Regions from separate parts of the Homo sapiens genome. Here region 2 is linked to region 1. Evidence: read pairs that join two places in POLR2A ChIA-PET (ENCODE). Cell type or tissue: OCI-LY7. All regions are shown on one strand.

Evidence for each region. Peaks named below come from ENCODE experiments on the same cell type or tissue, not always from the same donor. Only the 100,000 strongest peaks of a DNase experiment are listed, where the experiment ranks them.
Region 2: POLR2A ChIA-PET joins it to region 1 with 13 read pairs; 2 of 35 experiments call an interaction of 5 or more read pairs at or near these places.

Annotation. Positions count from the first base shown.
Region 1 is chr15:62,574,181-62,582,180 of GRCh38, reverse strand. The region is part of intron 1 of TLN2 (talin 2); the gene reads right to left. Among named protein-coding and RNA genes, the nearest start is that of MGC15885, 67 kb to the left of the region's middle. In OCI-LY7, no CTCF peak of the experiment used is centred here; DNase peaks (open chromatin) are centred at 3,010 and 7,660; H3K4me3 peaks cover 1,453 bases.
Region 2 is chr15:62,487,153-62,495,152 of GRCh38, reverse strand. All of the region lies in intron 1 of TLN2 (talin 2), which reads right to left. Among named protein-coding and RNA genes, the nearest start is that of TLN2, 100 kb to the right of the region's middle. In OCI-LY7, no CTCF peak of the experiment used is centred here; no DNase peak of the experiment used is centred here.

The DNA of each region.
Region 1 (8,000 bases):
CTGAAGTTATGGCTGGCTGATTCTATGATCATTCTCCCTGGGACTTCAAGGTACCAGCTTAAGCCCTCGTTTTCCTCTCTCAGTCCCAGTGATTAGTCCACCATTCACATGTTTTTCTTTTTCTTTTTTTTTTTTCTAGACAGAGTTTCACTCTTCTTGCCCAGGCTGGAGTGCAGCGGCACAATCTTGGCTCACTGCAAACTCCACCTCCCAGGTTCAAACGATTCTCCTGCCTCAGCCTCCTGGGTAGCTGGGACTACAGACTCATACCACTACGCCCGGCTAATTTTTGTATTTTTAGTAGAGACAGGGTTTTGCCATGTTGACCAGGCTGGTCTGGAACTCCTAATCTCAGGTGATCTGCCTGCCTCGGCCTCCCAAAGTGCTGGGATTACAGGTGTGAGCCACCGCACCCGGCCCACTATTCACTCTTTTGCTACAAACCTGGGGTCTGTGAATAAACTTCTCGACTCTTTGGTCTGTTGTCAACTAGGGAAATACACTATTTTACATTTATGCCTTCCTTCCCACCTCCAAAGCAAACAAAGGCTTTCACGGTATAACAATTGGAGAATGAAACAAAAAGATTCCCCTCTGTACACTATTCCCTCATCCCTGAACCCTAAGAGCACAAACGTGCTCTTATTCTCTTTCATTCCAACTTGGACCCTTTAAAAGAGCACAAAGCCACAAAGAATACCAACAGTAGAACCTGATGAACACCATAGGTAAGTGTTATTCATCAACTACTTGAGTTTTTCTTTTGGGAAAACAGAATGAGAGGTTCCAGTAAAAAGAGCAAGAAGGTACATGTACACAATAGAATACTATTCAGTGCTAAAAAGAAAAGCGCTATCAAGTCATGAAAAGACATGGAGGAAATTAAATCCACATTACTAACAGAAGAAGCCAATCTGAAAAGGCTACATACTATACAATTCCAACTCGATGACATTCTGGAAGAGGCAACACTAGGGAGACAGTAAAAAGATCACTGGTTGGGCCGGGCGCGGTGTCTCACACCTGTAATCATGGCACTTTAGGAGGCCAAGGCAGGCGGATCACTTGAGGTGTTAGGAGACCATCCGGGCCAACATGGTGAAACCCCATCTCTACTAAATATACAAAAATTAGCCGGGCATGGTGGTGGGCGCCTGTAATCCCAGCTACCTGGGAAGCTGAGGCAGGAGAATCACTTGGACCTGGGAGGCGGAAGTTGCTGAGAGCCGAGATCCTGTCATTGCACTCCAGCCTAGGCAACAAGACCGAAACTCTGTCTCAAAAAGAAAAAAAAAAAAAAAAAATCAGTGGTTGCCAGGGGTCAGGGGGCGGGGCGAAGGCAGGAAAAAATAAGCAGCACTGAGGATTTTTTGGGCAGTGAAACTACTTTGCATGATACTATAAAGGTGGATGTGTATCATTCTACATTTTTCCAAATCAAAAGAACGTGCAACACCAAGAATAAACCCTAGCCAGGTGCAGTGGTGCATGCCTATAATCCCAGCACTTTGGGAGGCGAAGATAGGTAGATCACTTGAACTCAGGAGTTAGAGACTAGCCTGGGCAACATGGCAAAACCCCATCTCTACAAAAAATACAAAAATTAGCTGGGTGTGGTGGTATGCGCCTATAGTACCGGCTACTCGCGAGGCTGAGGTAGGAGGATTGCCTGAGCCTGGGAGGTCAAGGCTGCACTGTGCCTAGATCTCGCCACTGTACTCCAGCCTGAGCAACAGAGCAAGACAATGGGAAGGAAGGGAGGGAGGGAGGGAGGGAGGTAGAGAGGGGAGAAGAGAGAAACTCTAAGGTAAACTATGGTCTTTAGGTGGTAATGATTTGTCAATATAGGTTCATCAACTATAACAAATGTACCACCCTAGCATGGGATGTTGGTAATGGGGAAGCTATGGGTACAGTAGATATAAAGGAACTCTCTGTACTTCCCACTCAATTTTGTTGTAAACCCAAAACTGCTCCGAAGAAATAAAACCTGTTAAAAATAAACAAAATATTTTTTAAAATACAGAGAGAAAGAGGTGTGGTGCTGCAGATGCCACCCAGGCACTGAAGCCAAGGAACTCCCTGTGGGAGATCTCCCCACTGCAGGCCAGGGCCTGGGAGAGGTGTAGAGTGACACATGTTGGCTTGGCCTGGGGAAGCAGCGATGGAGGATCTGGGATCCTCCTGGCCAGGTAGAGATCCTTTGACTGTATCAGAGCACTCGGGTTGAACAGGTGCTGCACACACAAGGCTCCACGCTGCTAGAACTGACCCTGGGAAGGTGCATGCTCCTCCATTTTTATTCTCACTGCCACCCTGACCATTAGCTCGAGGACTATTCCTACATGCTCGTAACCTCAGCAACTGCTTCTACAGTGACACAATCCAGCTGAAGGACATGCAGAGAGAGAATGTGACTTCCTCAAGTGGTGAATCTCACCTGAGTTTCCTTGCCAGTGGAAACTCTGTCATCTGTAATGAAGTATCTCGGGTCTGTAGCTAGGAGAAGGAGGGGCATCCTCTTCAGGGGACACGTTCCTATGAATACTCACACTGGCTCCATCCTCCAGCCTGCAAAGCCTGGCTGCCTGATGCCGTGAGCCAACACACCACAGCATAAATGCAACAGGAAGAAACAATCAAAGTGTACTGTGAGTCTTCTCAGCCCCCAGCAACCTAAGATAAGTATCACAAACAAGAACACGAGGTCATTTGAGAGGATTCTGCTAATCAAGACCGAATTAGATACTCAGGTATACATAATGCGGAAATCAGGAATACTCACTTTCCATAAATAAGAACCTGTCACCACTTGGCCCTGATTAGCAGTTATTGTAACCCTCAAAATTCATCTTTCCCAAGTGATTTTTCTATGCTGCTCTCTCTTACCATGTGAAGGCTGGTTTTCATAAAATTGCCACCTGATGTATTTCTCCAAAAGCTAAATTCCTCTTCTCTTTCCTCACATGGCCAGTGATTTTTTTGCATATTCGCTATGGCACCTTTCATGCAAAACCAAAACACCTTCTAACAAACTGTACTTCCTCTTCTCAGTATATTGTGAAAATTAATTCTCCTCAGCCTTGTTTCCCTCCTCCTGTCAACCCAAGGCCCCCATTTTCTAAGATGCTCTTTCCCCTGTGGTTCCTCCTACTCTTGCATTTCTCTAAATTTTCATGGGTTTTGTAGGTTTCTCTGCATAAAATGGCAACTCATTCTATCATGTTGTATTCTTTCTAACACCAGTCCACAACATAGGGTGCTAAGACTACACAGAGAAGGAATATTCAAGCACCCAGCACCAAGCCTGGCACCAGGTCACCCAAGGCCAGGGGCATCCTTGCTCCCTGACTAAGTCCTCCATGCCTCACTCTGCTCCCCTGTAAAAGGCCGATGCCAGGGCCTCCCTCACGAGCTGATGCGAGGGACACACGAGCACAGCACACCTGCAATAAATGTGGACTTTACCCCCCTCCCCACATGCGGCCTCTCAGCTCTCTACCTGGAATAAAATCTCTGTGAGCAGGATGGGGATTCACACCTTTCCTGTATTTCTTTAAAGCATTTTCATGAAGTGGAATATGCAGGAGATGGGGGTTTTTGTTTGTTTGTTTTGAGACGGAGTCTTGTTCTGTCACCCAGGCTGGGGTGCAGTGGCGCAATCTCACTCACTGCAACCTCCACCTCCCGGGTTCAAGTGATTCTCCTGCCTCAGCCTCCCGAGAAGCTGGGATTACAGTCATGCACCACCACACCTGGTTAATTTTTGTATTTTTAGTAGAGACGGGGTTTCACCATGTTGGCCAGGCTGGTCTCGAACTCCTGACCTCAGGTGATGTGCCCACCTCAGCCTTCCAAAGTGCTGAGATTACAGGCGTGAGACACCATGCACAATGGTATTAAACAATGTTTTCCAGTTCCTGGTGGTTCTGGTTCTTGTTGGGTGATGAGATTTTGTAACTTATTTACCACGTCATGTACCATATACATGTTTAAAACTTTCTTTTAAAAAAGTTAAATACATACAATGTTTATTGTGGCACTATTCACAATAGCAAAGACTTGGAACCAACCCAAATGTCCATCAGTGATAGACTGGATTAAGAAAATACGGCACATATACACCATGGAATACTATGCAGCCATAAAAAAGGATGAGTTCATGTCCTTTATAGGGACATGGATGAAGCTGGAAACCATCATTCTCAGCAAACTATCACAAGGACAGAAAACCAAACACTGCATGTTCTCACTCATAGGTGGGAGTTGAACAATGAGAACACATGGACACAGGACAGGGAACATCACACAATGGGGCCTGTTAGGTAGTAGGAGGCTGGGGGAGGGATAGCATTAGGAGAAATACCTAATGTAAATGACGAGTTGATGGGTGCAGCAAACCAACATGGCACATGTATACCTATGTAACAAATCTGCACGGTGTGCACATGTACCCTAGAGCTTAAAGTATATTAAAAAAAAATTTTTATAAGTTAAATATATACAAAACAAAGAAAACATCATCATGAACCCCTATGTACTCATCACTCAGCTTCAACAATTACTAACTCACGGCCAAAATTATTTCATCCTAGGCCCCCATTTAATTCCTTCCCAGAAATCACTGGAGATTATATTGAAGCAAGTATCATATATCAGATTCAAATATAAGAATTTTATGAAGTAGTTCTTTTGTTTGTGTTTTTTGTTTTTGTTTGTTGTTTTGTTTTGTTTTTGAGATGGAGTTTTGCTCTTATTGCCCAGGCTGGAGTGCAATGACGCGATCTCGGCTCACCACAACCTCCGCCTCCCAGGTTCAAGTGATTCACCTGCCTCAGCCTCCCAAAGTAGCTGGGATTAAAGGCATGCGCCACCACACCCGGCTAATTTTGTATTTTTAGTAGAGATGGGGTTTCTCCATGTTGGTCAGGCTGGTCTCGAATGCCCGACCTCAGGTGATCCGCCCGCCTCAGCCTCCCAAAGGGCTGGGATTACAGGCGTGAGCCACCGCGCCCGGCAAAGTAGTATTTTCAACAATAAGAAGCATAACAAAGCTGTTTTCCCTAAGAAAACAAATTCTCTACTCATTAAATAAAGTTACAGCCATCATACTCTATCTGATCCCTGTTGCACACAGTAAGATAAAGGTGACCCAGGAAAGACACAGCAGGCCTTAGTTGATTCCTGGTGGCACACAGCTGGCCAGGTGACCATGGGCAGGACACCTGCCCTCCCAGACCTCACTCCCTGGGGCTAAAACCAGGACATAAGGAATCCTACTCCACTCGCCTACATGAGCCCCTGCTCTCACGGGACAGCAAGGACTTTCTACTTCCCTATTTATGTTCTCAGTGTTTCCCTCGGATTTCCAGAATCAGCTCCTCTAGACAGAGTAACTTAGCTCGTACTTGCTCTTTGTCAAAAATAGAATGAATAAATATATATATATTCAAACAGCAAAGTCTTCTCGAGGAACAAATTTCCTCCATATTACTCTTTTATGTGGGGGGCGGGGGGGGGAATCATTCCATTATCTTTTTTTCCCCTCCAGTCTCTTAAAATGCAAAAAAAAAAAAAAAAAAAAATACAGAGCAATGTCTTACTCATGTCTCTCTGTGGGTCTCTGTACTTATGGGGCAAGTATCAGCAATTCTCGCGCTCCCTCCCTGCCCCTTGGATGAGATGGCCAGTCTACCCCATACAACTCACCTGCTAAAAAATAACCTATGAGGTTGGCAGGTGCCTTTGGGGAGGGTGCAACCCCTGAGGGTCCACTGCTATCCCCTCAAAGTAGACAGTGCTCCTCTAGAGTCTAATTCCTTTTCACAAATGCATAAACATGTTACATATCATCTCCCCATAAATGATATTATTTGAATACAGCTTTATTTTTATTTTTATTTATTTTTTTTTTTTTGAGACGGGGTCTCACTCTTTCACCCAGGCTGGAGTGCAATGGCGTGATCTCGAGCACAACTTTAAAACAAAAAAATTAACTCAGACTTCGTTTTTGAATTGTTTTGTATACTTCCTTGAATATGCCCTGCCAATTCTAAGATTTAAATATTTACATGTTCTAGTAAGACAATCACCACTACCTTAGAACATAAAATATCACATAATCACCCCACAGACCCCTGCAGACCAAGAGTCAAAACACTCTATTGCTATTTTAAAAAGCAGTTCCCAATTCCTATTTTTAACCTCACAAATAAACAGAATAAGACAAAATTACATCTGACTTATGACTTGGAATACTGAAATTTCACTCTACACAGTTGGGAAAATATTCAAATCCATGATTCTACCGCAAGGCAGGGAGGGCTGGGCATTTTCCATACACCTGGAGAATAGCCACTCACTTGCTTTCCACTGGTTTTCCGTGGATGAAGTAACGAACATGGAATTAAACTATAGCTTGAACACTGATAAATCTAAGTCACACAAACCTTCAGGCCTGACCTCTGCAGGGCAGTGGACTTTAGTGTGCTTCCAAGCAGTGTTTTCTGAATGGTCTTCTGAGAAGAAGTTGGACTAATTTTTCTGTGTGTGTGTATGTGTGTGTGTGTGTGTGTTTTTTAAGTGATTCCATGGAAATTGATGAATTAAGTAAAACCTCCATTATTTAGCTCACACTACCAAGAGGTGGTCTGCCTTCACCAGTTTGTAACTGGTCCACAGTAAGTACAGAAATTGAGAGTAAACACTTAGAAAATTCTATATAGCAATTGGACAAAGTGATTTACACTGATTCTGATTTTTTAAAACGTGCCTGTATTTTATTTTTTCAAATATTTCATTTTTATTGAATTTGCAAAAGTTTATCAGCCTGAAAATAATTTTTTTGTTTGTTTGTTTTTGGAGATAGGGTCTTGCTCTGTCACTCACGCTGGAGTGCTATGGCACAATCTCGGCTCACTACAGGCTCAACCTCCAAGGCTCAAGCGATCCTCCCACCTCTCACCTCAGCCTCCCAAGTAGCTGGGACTACTGGCACATGCCACCATTCTGGACCAATTTTTAAATTTTTGGTGGAGATGAGGTTTCATCATGTTGCCCAGACTGGTCTTGAACTCCTGGGCTCAAGCTATCTGCCCACCTCAGCCTCCCAAAGTGTTAGAATTACAGGCATGAGCCACTGCGCCCAGCCCTGAAACAGATAATAAACTTTCAGATGATTTCAGAAGCACTCATCTAAGTCAACCCACCAGAATCTCCATTTTTTTTGGCAATCTCCCTCTACATTTGTAGGAGGTAGGGAGTGGCAAGATAAACAGAGAAAGTGAGCTGAGACTCTGTATTTTTAGACAGAAAAAAGCTAGGATTAGGATCTGTAACACTTATATTTTTATATCTACAACTAAAATGCCAAATTTCTTCAATTATAAAATGCCATGAATTATAAACCACACTGTGACATATAATACAGTGTTGATGGGTCCTGATTTCAGAAATAGAAAAATTTATGCAAACTAAAGTTCAAGTCTGGAATGATCATACCTCAGTAAGCAAAAACATCAAGTATTCATTATACTCATTACACACACAAAAGGAAATAGTCTTTTTTTTTTTTTTTTTTTTTTTTTTTTTTTTTTTTTTTTGAGACAGGGTCTCATCCTGTTGCCCAGGCTGGAGTTCAGTGGTGCGATATAGCTCACTGTAACCACAAACACCTGGGCTCAAACACTCCTCCCACCTTAGTCTCCTGAGTACCTGGAGCTACAAGCATGTACCACCATGCCTGGCTAAATTTTTCATCCTTATTTTTGAAGAGGCGGGGTCTAGCTATGTTGCTTGGGCTGGTCTTAAACTCCTGGCCACATGTGATCCTCTCACCTCAGCCTCCCAAAGCACTGGAATTACAGGCTGAGCCACCGCGCCTGGCTAATCATGTTTTTTAAAAGCCTTCCAGGTTGAAGTTAAAGGCAAAAAAAATTTCTAGATGAATAAGAGCCCATTACTAAGCATCAGCTATGCACAAAGCATCCTAAGAGACAAAA
Region 2 (8,000 bases), 87 kb after region 1:
GGAGTTCCATTTTCTAGCCAGGAGACTGAGAAGGCATTGCACAGTGCAATTGCAAGTGCAGTGAAGGAACTCTAGGCTCAGGGGCCCAGGGTAGCACAGCTAGGAGGTGGTAAAAGCTGCCTTTGGGCCTGGGTCTTCCAGCTCCACATCGTGCATCATTCTCCTTTACCCAGTATTGCCTTCTCAGTAACAGAAGCAAACAGTGTTCCGGGAACAGAGAAAAAGGAGGGCTGTGTGGGGAGCGGGCAGCATCTGCATCAGGTCTGGAGGAGCCAAGCAGACTGACAGTAAGGGACAGCGTCACAGTCCAGCTATAGCAAGGGGGCTGCTTAGAATCCCCTAACCACTTTCCAGCACCGAATGAATGCATGGTGGGAGCAGGGCACACACAAAAATGTCTTCTCAAATAAATGTCTTTTTTTTCCTCTTTCTTAAAAAAAAAATCTTTAGCCTTGACTTATAGAGCTGGAAAGAGACATAAGCCTATGATATGCAAGAAATATGAACAGAGATTTTATTTTTCAACTAAAGCACGGGGGAGGGAAGAGTTAAAAGTTACGGACAATTTAATCACATCTGGGGAAACATGACTCTTGAAACAAAGAATCACCCAGAAAATCCCCTCTGGGGCCTGAACTTCTGCCATTAATGATTTTTCCTTCTTAAGGGAAAAAAGGTTAACAAAGTGTAGCCATTTTTCTAAATAGGGTCACACAGCCCTTTCCCAAGCAGATATCTGCCTGGAGGAGAATTAACACCATGTACAAATCCCTGGCCTGAATGCAAATCTCCCTAATCTACTTCTGGAGAGGCTCCTGCTTTTGTTTAAAGCCCCCGAGACCCTGCCAGCTGAGGTCCAGCCATAAGCAGAGACGGTAATTAAATTTTGTCAAGGGTCCACTGCCCTCAGCCTAGGGAAAGTCATCCTTGAGTGAAGGCTGGACGGCCCTGGAACCCCCTTGGCTATGCCCACCCAAACTGAGGCAAACCACAGGCTTGGGGTACTTGGATAATTGAAGACATGAAAAGCACTGAAGATAAAAATTCACATGAAAACTACCACAGCCAGTCTCCTGCATGGCTTCCTCCCAGTTGTCTTCTTGAAAATAAAAGAATCCTAGGATCACCCAGACAAAGGGGGGTGGTATCCATAATTTTGACAGATCTAAAAAAAACTCTTCATCAGCAGTGTCCTCCCCTGAGACAAGGAGATTGTTATTTACTTACCTAAGAGGCAACCTCGGCCAGGCATGGTGGCTCACACCTATAATCCCAGCACTTTGGGAGGCCGAGGTGGGTGGATCACCTGAGGTCAGGAGATCGAGACCAGCCTGGCAAACATGGTGAAACCGTGTCTCTACCAAAAATACAAAAACTAGCCAGGCATGGTGGTGTGTGCCTGTGGTCCCAGCTACTCGGGAGGCTAAGGCAGGAGAATCGCTTGAACCCGGGAGGCGGAAGCTACAGTGAGCCAAGATTGTGCCCCTGCACTCCAGCCTGGTCAACAGAGTGAGACTCCATCTCAAAAAAAAAAGCGGCGGGGGGGAACCTCCATGGTGTTGGGCCAGCTTCCTACGTGGGAGAGCGTGAAAGCTGAGTGGATTTGGGGGACCTTTTGTAACGAAAGCTTAGAATAGACACTCCTGACAATAACCTGCTCAAACCCATCCTATACTCAATTGTAATGATACAACAGCAAGGGGAGGACAGGGCCTTATGAGTGATTATGAGCCAGGCATGTATGTTGTTAACACCCACCGCACAACAAACCTACAGGGGTGGGTATGTCACCAGTGTTTGACACGTGAGGAAACTGAGGCCCAGAAGCTTCAACATAGCTGGCCTGTAGTCAGTGCCATTAGGTGGGAGAGGCAAGATTTGAACTCAGTTCCCGCAACAAGCACCTGGAGCATGGCTCTGCTGTTTCTGGCAATTTCAGACCATCAGAGGAAAGCTCACTCGTACTTGCCCAGTTTCCAGTGAAGCAGCTGGCAGACAGCTGTTCAGGGACCAGACTTCCCAGATCATGATTTACGCCCTTCATCTGTCCCTCCCTGAACCATGAACATCCGACCAAGCACCCCCAAAGAAGGCCAGAGGGAACACAAATGCAATTAGTGAGTTCCAGATTTTCAATCCCTCCAATATTTCCACCCCTAACAGGAAGGCCACAACAACTCTCCGAGTCCTCAAATGTCAGTGACAGCAGGAAGAGTAGCCAGAACGTCCTGGGCTACCCCACTTTTCCAAAGCAGCATTGAAAATCCTCTTTCAAGGACTATTAGAGACACAAGGATTTACCAAGATTTTTCTGCTATGGAATTCTGTGGAATCTGTTATGGTAGAATTCTTTGATTACTCAAATTCTACCATAACAAAAGGCAATTATTTGGAATAAATGAATGGGAAATAAAAACTTACTTATACATTTTAATTTATAAATTTCACAGTTTGGGACATTCTGAATCTATGGGGGGAAATGCGTTGAAAAAAAATCACAAAAGGAAACTGACATAGGGCAAAATTCATTATTTTAAAAACAGACTATCTCTAGACATTGGGATTATTGGAATAGTTTTTTTTCTTTTTTTCTTTTTTTTTTTTTTTTTGAGACAGAGTCTCGCTCTGTCGCCCAGGGGCGCCATCTCGGCTCACTGCAACTTCTGCCTCCCGGATTCAGGCAATTCTCACCTCAGCCTTGGAGTAGCTGAGATTACAGGCACTCCCAACCACGCCCAGCTAATTTTTTTGTATTTTTATTAGAGACGGGGTTTCACCGTGTTAGCCAGGATGGTCTCGATCTCCTGACCTCGTGATCCACCCGCCTTGGCGTCCCAAAGTGCTGGGATTATAGGCATCAGCCACCGCACCCGGCTAGTATCACCATATTAGCCAGGATGGTCTTGATCTCCTGACCTCATGATCCACCCGCCTCAGCCTCCCAAAGTGCTGGGATTACAGGCGTGAGCCACCGCGTCCGGCCAGTTTTTATTTTCTTTTACTGGACTAAATCTTCTAATTTATCTATAATAGCATATATTATTTATATAATAAATAAGTTATCAAAATACATCTGAATAACTTAGCTTACTCATAAATTTATTCTGTTAGACATTTAGTAATTATTAAAATACATATGTATATACCAGAAATTGAGAGAAAAAGACGCCCCCACTAATACTCCCTGCTCCCTGCCGCAATTCTCAGAGGCCAATTATTTGTCTTTTTTTCCCTTGGTGAGATAAGGCTTCCTCTAGTTTGTAAATTCCTGAACAAGACCACAGAAAACATCATCCACTGAAGGACAGAGATTCCTCTCTCCAGCAGGAAGCAAGCAGTGAGATTCTGCTCTGACTGTTATGAAACTTCAAGCACTACCACACTGTAAGAGTTGTGAAAGGAAAATGAATTTTGGAACCCCCCAATCACTAAGTCAAAGGGAAAAGTCAAGCTGGGAGCTGCTTAGGGCAAAACTGCCTCCCATTCTATTCCTAAAAAAAGATAGCTACTAAGAAAAAAAAGCTATCTACTTACCTCCCTCACAAGGAGTTTCCTTGTGGACAAAGGACAAACAACTCAAACTCATCCCTGTGCTCACTGAGATAAGAGCATATCTGATTGCCCACTTTGGAAGGGCTAATAAGAAATGCAAAATAATGCAACCATTTGTCTCTTATCTACCTCTGACCTGGAAGCCCCCACCCACTTCCAGTTGTCCCACCTTTCCAGAAGGTACCAATGTACATCTTATATAAATGTGTGTGTGTGTGTGTGTGTGTGTGTGTGTGTGTGTGTGTGTGTATATATATATATATTTTTTTTTTTTGAGACAGAGTCTTGCTCTGTCACTCAGACTGGAGTGCAGTGGCACAATTTCGGCTCATCACAAACTCCACCTCCCAGGTTCAAGCAACATGATTCTCCTGCCTCAGCCTCCCAAGTAGCTGGGATTATAGGCATGTGCCACCATGCCCAGCTAATTTTTGTATTTTTAGTAGAGACAGGGTTTCGCCATGTTGGCCAGGCTGGTCTCAAACTCCTGACCTCAGGTGATCTGCCTGCCTCGGCCTCCCACAGTGCTGGGATTACAGGCGTGAGCCACCACGCCTGACCATCTTACATATTTTGAAGTCTTATGTTTCTGTAAAATGTATAAAACCAAGCTGTGCTCCAACCACCCAGGGCCCATGTCATCAGGATCTCCTAAGGCTATGTCAACGGTGTGTACCCTTAACTTTGGCAAAATAAACTTCCTAAATTGACTGAGACCTATCTCAGATTTGGGGGGTTCAGTGTTAAAGGTGGGAATGACCCCAAAGCAATCTTGCTGGAACCTGGAAATTATTTCTGGCATTTCTAGCACTAGCACATTTACCTAGCATTTCTGTATCAAACACAGAGGACTTGTGTAGAAAAAGTGATGTATACCTGGCCAAAGCAGCTTCCTCATGCAAAAAAATTCCACAGGTAGAACAGCAAGTGACATATAGCTGTGTCTTTAAAAAGTAAGAACACACACAACACCGAGAAGCTCCTGCTAATACCAAGGTGTAAGATAAGGAGTTATTAAATAATTAACATCTTTTTGGGGAAGACGGAATGTCTCCAAATGTATTTTCCTAAGGCTGCCTGTAATTTTTACTCCAATTTAGACACAAGCACAATCTCTGGGAATACATGCCCAAGTATATTTATGTTTCCAACCAACTGTCTTTGGGATGTGCTGAAGGCCCTACTGCCACAGCTAATTCCTCTGAGGATAGAGACAAACGTGTATCCCAAGTCACATAGAGATAACCCCCATAAGTAAGTTCAAGCATTAACAACTGCCAGAACAAATAATTTTTAAAAAATTCATAAACAAATGAATCCATAAATCAATTTAATTGTGGTAACAATCCCTTTAAAATAAACACCAGGGGAGGGAAGTGGTTAATATATCTATCGCATGATGTTAGCTATCACTTTAAAAGCCTCAAAACAATGCTTATAATAGTAAAATCCCTGTGGATTATGTCTCAGTGCTACTGAGTCTCACTACGAATATGCTAAAATCACTGCTGAAGATCTAAGGTCTGTTACTTATTGTAGGTGCTGCATAACAAATTACCCCCGAATGCAATGCCTTCACATAAACACAATCTCACAGATTTCATGAGTCAGGAATTTGAGAGCGGCATAACTAGGTGGTTCTTTCACTGAGTTGGACTCAGAATGTGGGCAGGAGCTACAATCATCTGAAGGTTTGCCAGGGCTGAGGACCCATTCCAACATGGGGTACTCACATGGCTGTTGACAATGGGCAACATGCAGTTTCCCACTTTGTGGGACTCTCCATCAGCTGCTGAAGCACCTTCACAATATGGCAGCGGACTTCTTTCAGAGGAAGCAATCCGTGAGAGAACAAGGAGAAGACACAGTGCCTTTTGTCACTTGGTCTCTGCGATCACATGCCATCCTTTCCACTTGATTCTATACACTGTGATTCACTTCTAAGTCCAACCCACATCTAAGGGGAAGGGAATCAGGCTCTGTCCCTTAAAGGGAGGAGAACTGAAGATTTGTAGACTTTACTTTGAAACCACCAGGATGAGGTATTTGTGCTTTGGGGGCAGGGTGGAGGGGAGAAGGAGAGTGTTAAAAAATAAAGTCAGGATCCAGAAATTACCAGTTCACCAATTACTAATGGTTTATATGAAAAGTTTCAGGGAAGGTTTCTTAGAAGGGAATGGTTGCACAGCGTTATTTTTAAAAGTGCCTCTGAGATAAATTGTTTAATTATTTGGGACACATGTGCTTAGGCTGTTTGAGAAGTTGCACCTGAGTTTGTTGTGTAACCTGTTTGGTTTTTCACAGATTATGAATCATTGAAGATACCAAAGGACTGTTTTAGAAAAAGTGAAGAAAAGGAGCAAAAGAGGACCCCTGTGTATACCTTCATGTCATTCATGGAGTTGTGCATTCTATATTTATATTTTCTTTGTTTGCTTTTGAGACGGAGTCTTGCTCTGTCACCCAGGCTGGAGTGCAGCGGCACAATCTCAACTCACTGCAACCTCACCCTGCCAGGTTCAAGTGATTCTCCTGCCTCAGCCTCCCAAGTAGCTGCGACTACAGGCATGCACCACCATGCCCAGCTAATTTTTGTATTTTTAGTAGAGACGGGGTTTCACCATATTGGCCAGGCTGGTCTTGGACTCCTGACCTCGTGATCCACCCACCTCGGCCTCCCAAAGTGCTGCGATTACAGGCGTGAGCCACTGCGCCTGGCCTATATTTATATATTTAACCATTCACGGCATGTGTATCTTATTAGTCTTGGAATGCTCATATTCTTACTGTCTTCTTTTGGGGGTAAATCAGCAACTCAGCAGAACATTATCACACTGAGAGGCTCAGTAAATATTTTGAGATCAATTAGAAGCCATTTGGCTGATCATTGTATTCTGAAAATAATCACTCAGGCAGTAATATTACATTATAAAGGCTTTCCGTTTATGTTTCATCAGACAGAATTGGAAGACTGGTCTCATCCAAGTTTTGTTTTAATTGGCAATGCTGGGTAGTCATTCAATAATTACTCAGATTTTCCCACAAACATAAATTCTGGCCATTTTGCAGTGATTCTCACAGTGTAGTCCCACTGGATCCTGCTGGTGGTCTGCAAGGATGAACTTTTATTACAAAATGTGAATCTATAATTACTGCCCTTGTCTTACCAACAATTCTCATCCTCACTCCAGTCTCCAAGGCTCAGCTCAGACCCACTGCTTGGTTAAGCCTTTCCTGACCTCTTCAGCTTAAAAGATGTCCCCATTCTACTCCCACCAGTATCTGTACTCCTTCGGCAGATCAGGGACCGTGTCTTCCTCCTTTACATGTTTGCCCAGATTTATAACTGTACTATGGAGGACAGTCAAGACACACTGTTGTTCCTAAATGTACTTTTATTTTTTTGTATGATCAATTATCCTATTTCACTTTACAAAGTACCATTTTCTCTATTAATCCTAAAGTGGATTACATGTGACCATGTGTTTGTGGTTTTCTTTTTTTTCCCTTTTCTTCTTTTTTGAGACAGAGTCTTGCTTTGTTGCCCAGGCTGGAGGTGCAGTGGTGCTATCACAGCTCACTACAGCCTCTCTCTCCTGGGCTCAAGTGATCCTCCCACTTCAGCCTCCTGAGTAGTTGGGACTACAGGCACGTGCCACCATGCCTGGCAATTTTATTTATTTATTTATTTATTTTTTGAGACGGATTCTCACTCTGTTTCCCAGGCTGGAGTGCAGTGGTGCGATCTCAGCTCACTGCAACCTCCGCCTCCCAGGTTCATGCCATTCTCCTGCCTCAGCCTCCCAAGTAGCTGGGACTACAGGCGCCTGCCACCATGCCCGGCTAATTTTTTGTATTTTTAGTAGTATTTCTATCTCCTGACCCCATGATCCACCTGCCTCAGCCTCCCAAAGTGTCGTTTTTATTTTTTATAGGGTCAGGATCTCCCTATGTGGCCCAGGCTGGTCTTGAACTCCTGGGCTCAAGTGAGCTTCCCACCTCGGCCACCAAAAGTGCTTGGATTATAGGCATGAGCCACCGCACCCAGCAAGTGTTTGCTTCTATAATGACAAGTGGGAACAATAGGTCTGCGGGTCAGCAAGGTCAAATGCCCAACAATTGGGCATTTGTAAACAACTCAATTGTAAAATGATTCACAAACTGGAATTAGTTTGAGAAGCACTGACCCAAGATAATACTGACAATAATCAAACTAAAAACATCCAGAGCTCTAAGAAGCATACCTTTCCTACATGGTGGCCTCCTGAGTTCTCAGAATCACGTCTACAAGGAATCTCATAATCGGTGAATGAGCAGCCAGGGCAGGTCTGACTAGCCTGGTATGTACACATCACGCAAGTTGACCACACGGAATCAACCCAGTAAGTCAACGACAGAAGAGAAGAGATTCACAAGGAAGAAAATGCAGTGACAGCAGCCTGGACCAT